Linked DNA regions of Homo sapiens: region 1 is linked to region 2. Evidence: read pairs that join two places in POLR2A ChIA-PET (ENCODE). Cell type or tissue: GM12878. All regions are shown on one strand. Links, peaks and the distances in the headings refer to the core of each region. The heading gives the core; the rest is flanking DNA.

What was found. Peaks named below come from ENCODE experiments on the same cell type or tissue, not always from the same donor. Only the 100,000 strongest peaks of a DNase experiment are listed, where the experiment ranks them.
Region 1: POLR2A ChIA-PET joins it to region 2 with 7 read pairs; 2 of 35 experiments call an interaction of 5 or more read pairs at or near these places.

Annotation. Positions count from the first base shown.
Region 1 is chr19:35,332,761-35,337,144 of GRCh38, reverse strand. CD22 (CD22 molecule) reads right to left here. Exons shown (of 14, transcript NM_001771.4): 3 at 4,221-4,384; 4 at 804-1,109. Among named protein-coding and RNA genes, the nearest start is that of CD22, 5.8 kb to the right of the region's middle. RefSeq lists a silencer at 3,631-3,840. In GM12878, for the core only: no CTCF peak of the experiment used is centred there; a DNase peak (open chromatin) is centred at 1,974; H3K4me3 peaks cover 3,470 bases; H3K27ac peaks cover 3,385 bases.
Region 2 is chr19:35,485,126-35,489,509 of GRCh38, reverse strand. KRTDAP (keratinocyte differentiation associated protein) reads left to right here. Exons shown (of 6, transcript NM_207392.3): 2 at 670-708; 3 at 807-848; 4 at 1,025-1,069; 5 at 1,751-1,798; 6 at 2,044-2,186. The coding sequence ends at 2,082. Among named protein-coding and RNA genes, the nearest start is that of KRTDAP, 3.1 kb to the left of the region's middle. In GM12878, for the core only: no CTCF peak of the experiment used is centred there; no DNase peak of the experiment used is centred there; H3K27ac peaks cover 259 bases.

The sequences.
Region 1 (4,384 bases), core at 106-4,105, 150 kb after region 2:
GCCTTGGCCTCCCAAGTAGCTGGGACTACAGGCGCCTGCCATCATGCCTGGCTAATTTTTTGTATTTTTACTAGAGATGGGGTTTCACCATGTTAGCCAGGATGGTCTCGATCTCCTGACCTTGTGATCCCCCCGCCTCGGCCTTCCAAAGTGCTAGGATTACAGGCGTGAGCCACCGCACCCGGCCTAAGTGCTCACCTTCTTAGAGAGGTCTCTCTCCATCACTCCCCTCTCTCGGCCTTATTTTTTTCCTAACACACATATCACTACCTACAATAGTGTTGTATATTTCTTTGTTAACATTGCTTTGTTCCAGATTCTAATGTCTTGGCTCATGCTCTGTATTTCTTTGGTAATCCATTTGTTGTCTGTCTCTTTCACTGCAGCGCTGGCTCCGCGTGGGGCAAGAGTTTTGCTCACTGCTGCACCCTGCCCACCGCCCCATGCCCCCCATTGGCAGCCGTAATAAGGCCTGGTACCTAGTAGGTTCATGATACGTATTTATTGAATGAATGAGGCACAAGATAATGATGCGAAAAAAATCCCCACCAAGAGGGGAACAAAAAGACCTAACCAGATAATCCCCAATTCATGTCATGGCTTGAGGATGGACCATTTTATTCTGTTAGGCTAGAGCAAATCTTTTTCCCGAAACACCAGGGCTGACAAGGCGGCGTGACCAGGGCTGGAGGATGCCGCCGTCTGTGCAGGCTTCCCCCTGCCCTGGGTGCATGCCCCCTGCGGGGCTGGGGAGAAGGTGACACAGACCTTGCCCTTCCCACAGGCATGCCGGGGAGACTCACGCTTCACGTTCAGCTGCACCGTGTCATTGGAGAGGAACTTCCCATCTGCATCCTGAAGCTGGCAGGTCACAATCTTCCCATGGTGACTCCACTGTGGGGAGAACTTGAGCTCGCTCCGGGTGAAGACAGACTTGATGGTCAAGGAGGTCGAGGTGACAGCAGCCTGCCTCATTGGAACCCCCTCTAGGAGCCACTGCAATTGGATCGGATACCCATAGCAGGAGAAATTCAGCAAGCAGGTCAGAGTGACTTCCTGGGACTCTTGAATTTCTGGAGGGAGCTGGATATGAGGTGGAAAAGGCCTTTCTGCAAAAGAACAGAGCCCGTGCAGGAGCCTGGGGGACTGAGGACGTGAGCGTACACCTGGCTTTAGATGTCCTGTCCCAAATCACCCCTCAGGAACCCCTTGCCACTTCATTCCACCTCTCTCCAGTCCTGCTTTGTTTTTTTGTTGTTATTGTTGTTGTTGTTGTGTTGTTGTTTTTTTGAGATGGAGTTTCCCTCTGTCACCCAGGCTGGAGTGCAGTGGCGCGATCTTGGCTCGCTGTAACCTCTACCTCCCCAGTTCAAGTGATCCTCCTGCCTCAGCCTCCCGAGTAGCTGGGATTACAGGTGCCCACCACCACACCCAGCTAATTTTTCTGTATTTCTAGTAGAGACAGGGTTTCGCCATGTTGGCCAGGCTGGTCTTGAACTCCTGACCTCAAGTGATCCTCCCGCCTTGGCCTCCCAAAGTGCTGGGATTACAGGTGTAAGCCACCACACCCGGCCTCTTTTTTTCTTTAGAGACAGGGTCTTGCTTTGTCACCCAGGCTGGAGTGCAGTGGCGCAATCCTAGCTCACTGTAGCCTCAACCTCCTAGGCTCAAGCAATCCTCTCACCTCAGCCCCCTGAGTAACTGGGACTACAGGCATGTGCCACCACACCTAGCTAGTTTTTTAAACATTTTGTAGAGACAGGGTCTTGCCATGTTACCCAGGCTGGTCTCAAACTCCTGGGCTCAAACGATCCTCCGATCTCAGCCTCCCAAAGTGCTGGGGTTACAGGCGGGAACCACTGCACCCAACGCAGTCCTGCTTTTCTCCACTTTGAATCACTTTTGCTCACCCGAAATCCCCTCTGAAAGGCCTTGACCACACTAAGCCTCCTTGGGAACTGTGATCTACTTTTCTTTCATGCTCATTGCCGGATGTCTGCTTTCTGAATGATTGCAAAGTTCTATTCCCACCACCTCACCACCTCTTTTTTTTTTTTTTTTTTTTTTGAGACAGAGTCTCGCTCTGTCGCCCGGACTGGAGTGTAGTGGCGTGATCTCAGCTCACTGCAAGCTCCACCTTCCGGGTTCACGCCATTCTCCTGCCTCAGCCTCCTGAGTAGCTGGGACTACAGGCGCCTGCCACCACGCCTGGCTAACTTTTTGCATTTTTAGTAGAGACAGGGTTTCACTGTGTTAGTCAGGATGGTCTCGATCTCCTGACCTTGTGATCCGCCTGCCTCGGCCTCCCAAAGTTCTGGGATTACAGGCGTGAGCCACCGTGCCCGGCCTATTCCCACCACCTCTAAGTGAATTTTATCAGTTTAGTTCACGGACTTTTCAGCTTTGACAAACTTGTGTTACTTTCATGGCTTCCTTCAGTATTGCAGCCATCCACGCACCGCATTCCTTTAGTGGAGTGGGTCTGTGTGCACCCAGCCTCAGCTCTCCCCAAGGCTGGACCACCTCCTTCAGACAGCGGGGTCTGAAGTTGCATTGCTCACCCCAAATTTAAGGCTGCTCAGAACTGCCCATCCGGGAAACGGTGTGGAACGGAGTGACCACACTCCCTGTGGCAGGGGCCCCCCACACCTGTGTTTGATGGGTCAAAGCCACCCCTACATGTGCAGTGCTATAACTGAACCTATGTTATAAAAATTATAAGATGTTCGTTTTACTTCTTTTCTTTTCTCTTTGTCCTTTCCTTCCTCCATGCATGATTAGTTACATTTGGTCATTTCAGTAGCAGGTAACCATTAATTCACTCATAATTGTTTAACTTACATCCTGACTCCCTGGCAGCTGCCTGCAAGATAAATGAACTTGTCTCTCTTTCAAAGAACAATGATCCTTAGGTCACACAGACCTCCTTGATGACATCCAGAAATTTGATGAGCCGAGGGGCACAACAGCTTTGACGATCGGGAGGTCACCTCCTGCACACCTACTTTACTCATAAAAGCCCCCACTAACGCTCAAAGTCAGGTCAGATTTGAGAGTTTCTCTCTTCTGTCCCCTTGCTTTGGCTAAATTAAATAATCCTATCTCAGCTTCTAAGCACTGAGGTGTCAGTGTTTGGCTGACTACGCATCGGGAGCTCAAACCTGGCCTTTGGGGTTCAACAACAGTGTCATCTGACCTTGAAGAGCTCATGAGAACTTGCCATGAACATTAACATGCTGGGAGATTTCACTGGAAAATCTAGATTTCCATCGTCTCTTGAAAAATCAGAAGATCAGGCCGGGTGCGGTGACTCATGCCTGTAATCCTAATGCTTTGAGAGGTTGAAGCAGGAGGATTGCTTGAGGCCAGGAGTTCAAGACCAGCCTGGCAACATAGCAAGACCCATTTCTACAACAAATTAAAAAGTTAGCTGGGCATGGTGGCATGCACCTGTGATCCTAGCTACTTTGGAGGTGGGAGGATTGCTTGAACCCGGGAGATCAAGGCTGCAGTGAGCTGAGATCGCGCCACTGCACTCCAGCCTGGGTGATGACAGTGCGAGACCCTGTCTCATAAAAAGGGAAAGGAAGGGGAAGGGGAAAAGAAGAGGAAAAAAAGTAAAACAAACATTTTATGATTTTTATAACACAGGCTCAGTTATGGCACTGCACATGTAGGGGTGGATTTGACCCATCAAACACAGGTCTGGGGCCTCTGCCCTAGGGAGTGTGGTTACTCCGTTCCACACCCAGTTTCCTCTATAGGGAGCTCTGAGCAGCCCTAAGTTTGGGGTGAGCGATGCAGCTTCAGACCCCAATGTCTGAAGGGGGCGGTCCAGCCTGGGGGAGAGCTGAGGCTGGTTACATGCAGACCCACCCCACTAAAGGAATGCGGTGCTTGGATGGTTCCAGTACTAAGGCCAAACACGAGTTTGTCACAAAAGCTGAAAAATACATGGTGAGAAAGAAAGAGGGAAAGATCAGGAGATCCGATAACTTTGGAATCCAGGTCCCAGAGGGGCAGGAACTGAGGGTCAGATGGGACATCCGAGGTCCCGCAGCTCTGTCTAGTGCTGCTGCATCGCCATCGTCATCCGCTGGCGTCCCCTGCCTGAGCTCTGCAGGAAGCTCGGTTTGTGAGCTCTGTGCCAGGAGTCAGGTATTTCCTGCCTCCCACTCACCCCTGCCCAGAGCAGAGGACCCGCTCCCCGAAGGCCTTACCAGAGACATTGAGGTGTATTCGTTCCATCCATTTCTCAGTCTTGGACTCCATCCTCAGCCCCAGCTGACCACTGTCATTGAGGTGCACCGGGTGGATACTCAGTGTGCAGTTCTTATTCTTGTCTCCCAGGAATTGCACCCTTTTCTGCTCAGAAGGAACCTTC
Region 2 (4,384 bases), core at 216-4,215:
TTTCAGGGGAAACTAGAAATCTGGATGAATTTATGAATTCTTACTAATTCAAAATGTCTAATTCAAACCAAAAAACAAATGACCAAATTTTTATGAGATCTAAGCATCTGGATCCAGCCTGCGGGCTCCGTGTTGGGCTCTGTCATGGGGAAGACACGATGGGACACACTGAGGCCTGGGGTGGGGTCCCCATGGAGGGGGATTATGGAACCTCCAACAGTGGTGGCAATAAATCCACAAAGCAAAGCAACCTCGATCAGTGAGAGGCAGGCGGGTCACCTCAGCAGCTGGGCTCCCACCTGCTCGCAAATCTTTCCCATCCAGCTATACGGACTGAGCGTGGGTGTCTCCAGAACACCCCACCTCTTAGACTTAAGTCAACTGCAGGACAGCACTAGCTAGCTTTTCCGGAGAGGAATGCTCGGCTCCAGGCTTTCTGCCTGCTGCCCATGGTGACACTGCTTACATGTACCATTCTCCAATTCCCCCTCCTCACCCTGCACATCCGCCAACCATGTGCGCGACTGGAACGGAGACCATGGTGGGGAATGGGTTGCGTTCTTTCGGGGACTGGGCTGTGGATGAAGGCAGAGCTGGCAGACAGGGATGTGGGCAAGGGCCCTGGCATCACGTGACCCCCTGCCGCCTTTTCTCCCTCTCCTTTTCCAGGAAGAAAGCACCATTGAGAATTATGCGTCACGACCCGAGGTAAGCCGTCTGTTTTCCCCGGCCCTCCAGCCACGAGTCTGTCCTCTCTCTCTTTTTGCTTCTTAGCAACTTTCCTAACACCCTGCGTTTCTGCCTAGGCCTTTAACACCCCGTTCCTGAACATCGACAAATTGCGATCTGTGAGTACGCTTCTCTGGTGCTACCCCCACGAATACCCTCATCACAGAGGGGATAAACGCCTTGGTAGAGAGCTTGCAAAGCTGCCACGGTTCCTTCACCTTCTCCAGAGGGCTGGGGGCTAAGCTCTGGCCTCCCCTGGAGCTGACCTGCTTCTGCTGTCTCTCTTCCTCCTCAGGCGTTTAAGGCTGATGAGTTCCTGAACTGGCACGCCCTCTTTGAGGTGAGTGCTCCGGCGCCCCTTGCCCTCCTCGGTTGTCTGCAGTCATCCCAGGGTAGTGGCCACACATTTTGGCTTTAAATGTATGGGTTGGTTCCTGATCTCTGGGAGGGAGTGACTGTCCTGCCTGGATGCTGCCCAATGGGCTGTCAACGGAAGAAAGCTTCCCCCGGCGCCAGTCCTGGCTACCCGTGTTTTCCTAAGATGGTGGTGGAGGAGCAGGGCCCCAAGGACAATTGCAGAAGAGGAAGAGGCTAATCGGTCAAGATTTTATTTGAATCCCCTCATCCTCTATGGAAAAACTGAGGCCCACCCGCACTTAGAAGGCAAAGTCAGCGACAGAGCTGGGGCCCGCGTCTCCTGACTCTGCACTGACTTCTCACATGGCCTCATGCGAACGCCTTCAGCTCCCTCGGCCTCCGCTTCCTCTGTGATGTGGGGATGATGACAATTCCCACCACAAAAGGTTGCTGTAAAAACCCACTGAAATCATGCTTGTAGAGCAGCCCGTGCAAGGCAGACACAGACTAAGGCCTCAGGAAATATTAGCTCTTGATAAAGTAATGACAAAATAATGACATTATTGTTACTATGGTTACTGTGGGAGTTCATTAAGGGAATGCTTACCCATCCATGCCCGGCTGACCTGCAACACATCACTCTCTTTCTCTTTCTTTCTTTTAGTCTATCAAAAGGAAACTTCCTTTCCTCAACTGGGATGCCTTTCCTAAGGTAAGAGGTGTGGGCATTAGGAGGGTATGGAGCTTGGGGGTAAGGGAAGAAGCAGAAGATATGGGAGAGAGAGTGGGGACAGGGAAAGGAGGATCAGCCTTCTCACCAAACTGAAGGGAGGTCTTAGCTACTACATATAGAGGAGAACGGGAACTCACACCGAGGCAGAAATTCCTTTCCATCCATGCCATCCTATACTGGGCACCCACGGGTTCCCCATCTAACCCTGACCCCTCTCCCTCTAGCTGAAAGGACTGAGGAGCGCAACTCCTGATGCCCAGTGACCATGACCTCCACTGGAAGAGGGGGCTAGCGTGAGCGCTGATTCTCAACCTACCATAACTCTTTCCTGCCTCAGGAACTCCAATAAAACATTTTCCATCCAACAGCTCCTGTATCTGCGTCTCTGTCCTCCTACTGGGCTTTACAAAGGAATTAAGATGGAATGAGCCCCAAGGCTGATAGGTAGAAATCTTGACTTCCAAGAGGAGAGTAAGTAGGGAGACAGGAGGAAATAGAAAGGACACACCAAGATGGCAAGAGACCCCCTTGTGTCTTAGCTCCTTAGTGTTGGCTGGGATCCTTGAGGAGCATGAAGCTATGACTTGCTTAGTAAGATGCTCAGGGAATCTCTAAACCAAAAGGTATCTGAGACAGGTCTCATTCTCTTAAGGGGGAGCTCCTGGACCCAGAAAACTGTCCTGTTGGTTTGAGCAATAAAGACAGCTCAAACCAGTACCAAGCAACGATAGATTTGTCAGAGGTCAGGGCCACCTCCATTCAGAGGCCATTCACGGGTTGCCAATTTGTAACCCAAAAAGTATCTGAGACAGGTCTCAATCAATTGAGAAGTTTATTTTGCCAAGGTTAAGGACAATGCCGGGGAGAAAAAAATACAGAATCAGAGGAACAGTCTGTGGTCTGTGCCTTTCTCCAAAGATGATTTTGAGAGCTTCAGTATTTAAAGGGGAAAAGCGGGGAAAGAGGGAGGGAATGGTCACATCACTGAATCCACATGTTATAAGAGAAAAGGAGCAGGTAGGGGAATAGTCCATTATATATTTGTCTCATGCTCAGTAAATCCAGCAGTTTACATAAGATATGGTGAACATAGAATAGCTATCTGTTGAGATAGTTAACCTTTTACCTGTAGCTATCTGTTTAGGAACAAAAGGAAAGGCAGCTTCTGGCATGTCTCAGCTTTCGGCTTATCTTTTTTCCTTTCGACAGAGTGAATTGGGGTCCCAAGTTTTTATTTTCCTTTCACAAATCAAACCTACTCCCTGACCTGTTGGCATTCCCCCTTACCTACCTTCTGAAAACCTGATTCCCTTTGTAGTGGCGATTTTGTGTAACAGAGCTATCTGAAATCCAAAGTTCAGGACCCAGCTTCAATCACATGAGCCCATCTGAAATCCTTTTTTTTTTTGGAATTAGGTGGGCTCTAAATAAAGAAAACTAGCAGCGTGACCTTGAGTCTTCCTAAGCCTCTGTTTCTTTATCCGTGAAATGAGTATGGAGATAAATAAGAATGATAACCACTCTGTGGTGTTGTTATGAAGGTCAAATGACATAAGTATATAAAGCCCCTTGCACACGGCCAGGCATATAGTAGATAGTGTATCTCTACTCCCCCAGTTTCAACCAGAGAGCAGCCGCAATGATCCAGATTCACTCATTCACTCGCGCATCCATCCATCCACCCAGCCATCCACCCACCCATCCACCCATCCACCCACCCATCCATCCATCCATCCATCCATCCATCCATCCATCCATCCATCCATCCATCCACTGCAAAGATCTTGAAACATGAAATGGATTTAGTTTTGCTTCCTGTAGATGTATTTTCTCTGACCCAATTTGTGTACTTAAAATACTAAACTAGTTGGAATTGTTTCTGGTTTCTCTTGAAAACTGGGAAGATTAGAGAACAGTGGACCTGCGACTGGCTTAAAGCCAAGTAGCAGCTGCCCTCTTTACACAGGACATGGCTTCCAGGGAACTTTCTACTTGGCAAGCTTCACTTGTTTACATTGCCTTTGGCCTTTATAAGCAACTGCGTTTGTAAACCATCAACTGCAGTTTAATCGAGGAAGTGGACTACAAGGGAAATTAAACTTGGTTCCTACTTTCAAGGCGCTTACAGACCAGGTGAATGAGACATGTAAATGTTCCTGGCCGGGCACGGTGGCTCACACCTGTAATCCCAGCACTTTGGGAGGCCAAGGTGGGTGTATCCCTTGAGGTCAGGAGTTTGAGACCAGCCTGGGTAACATGGCAAAACCCCATCTCTACTAAAAACACAAAATTAGGTGGGCGGATCACATGAGGTCAGGAGTTCGAGACCAGCCTAGCCAACATGGTGAAACCCCATCTCTACTAAAAATACAAAACTGAGCCGGGTGTGGTGATGCATGTCTGTAATCCCAGCTACTCAGGAGGCTGAGGCACGAGAATCGCTTGAATCCGGAAGGCGGAGGTTGCAGTGAGCCAAAATTGTACCACTACACTCCAGCCTCGGTGAGAGAGCAAGACTCTGTCAAAAAAAAAAAAAAAGTTGCTTATGCTCTTCCTTCCAATACA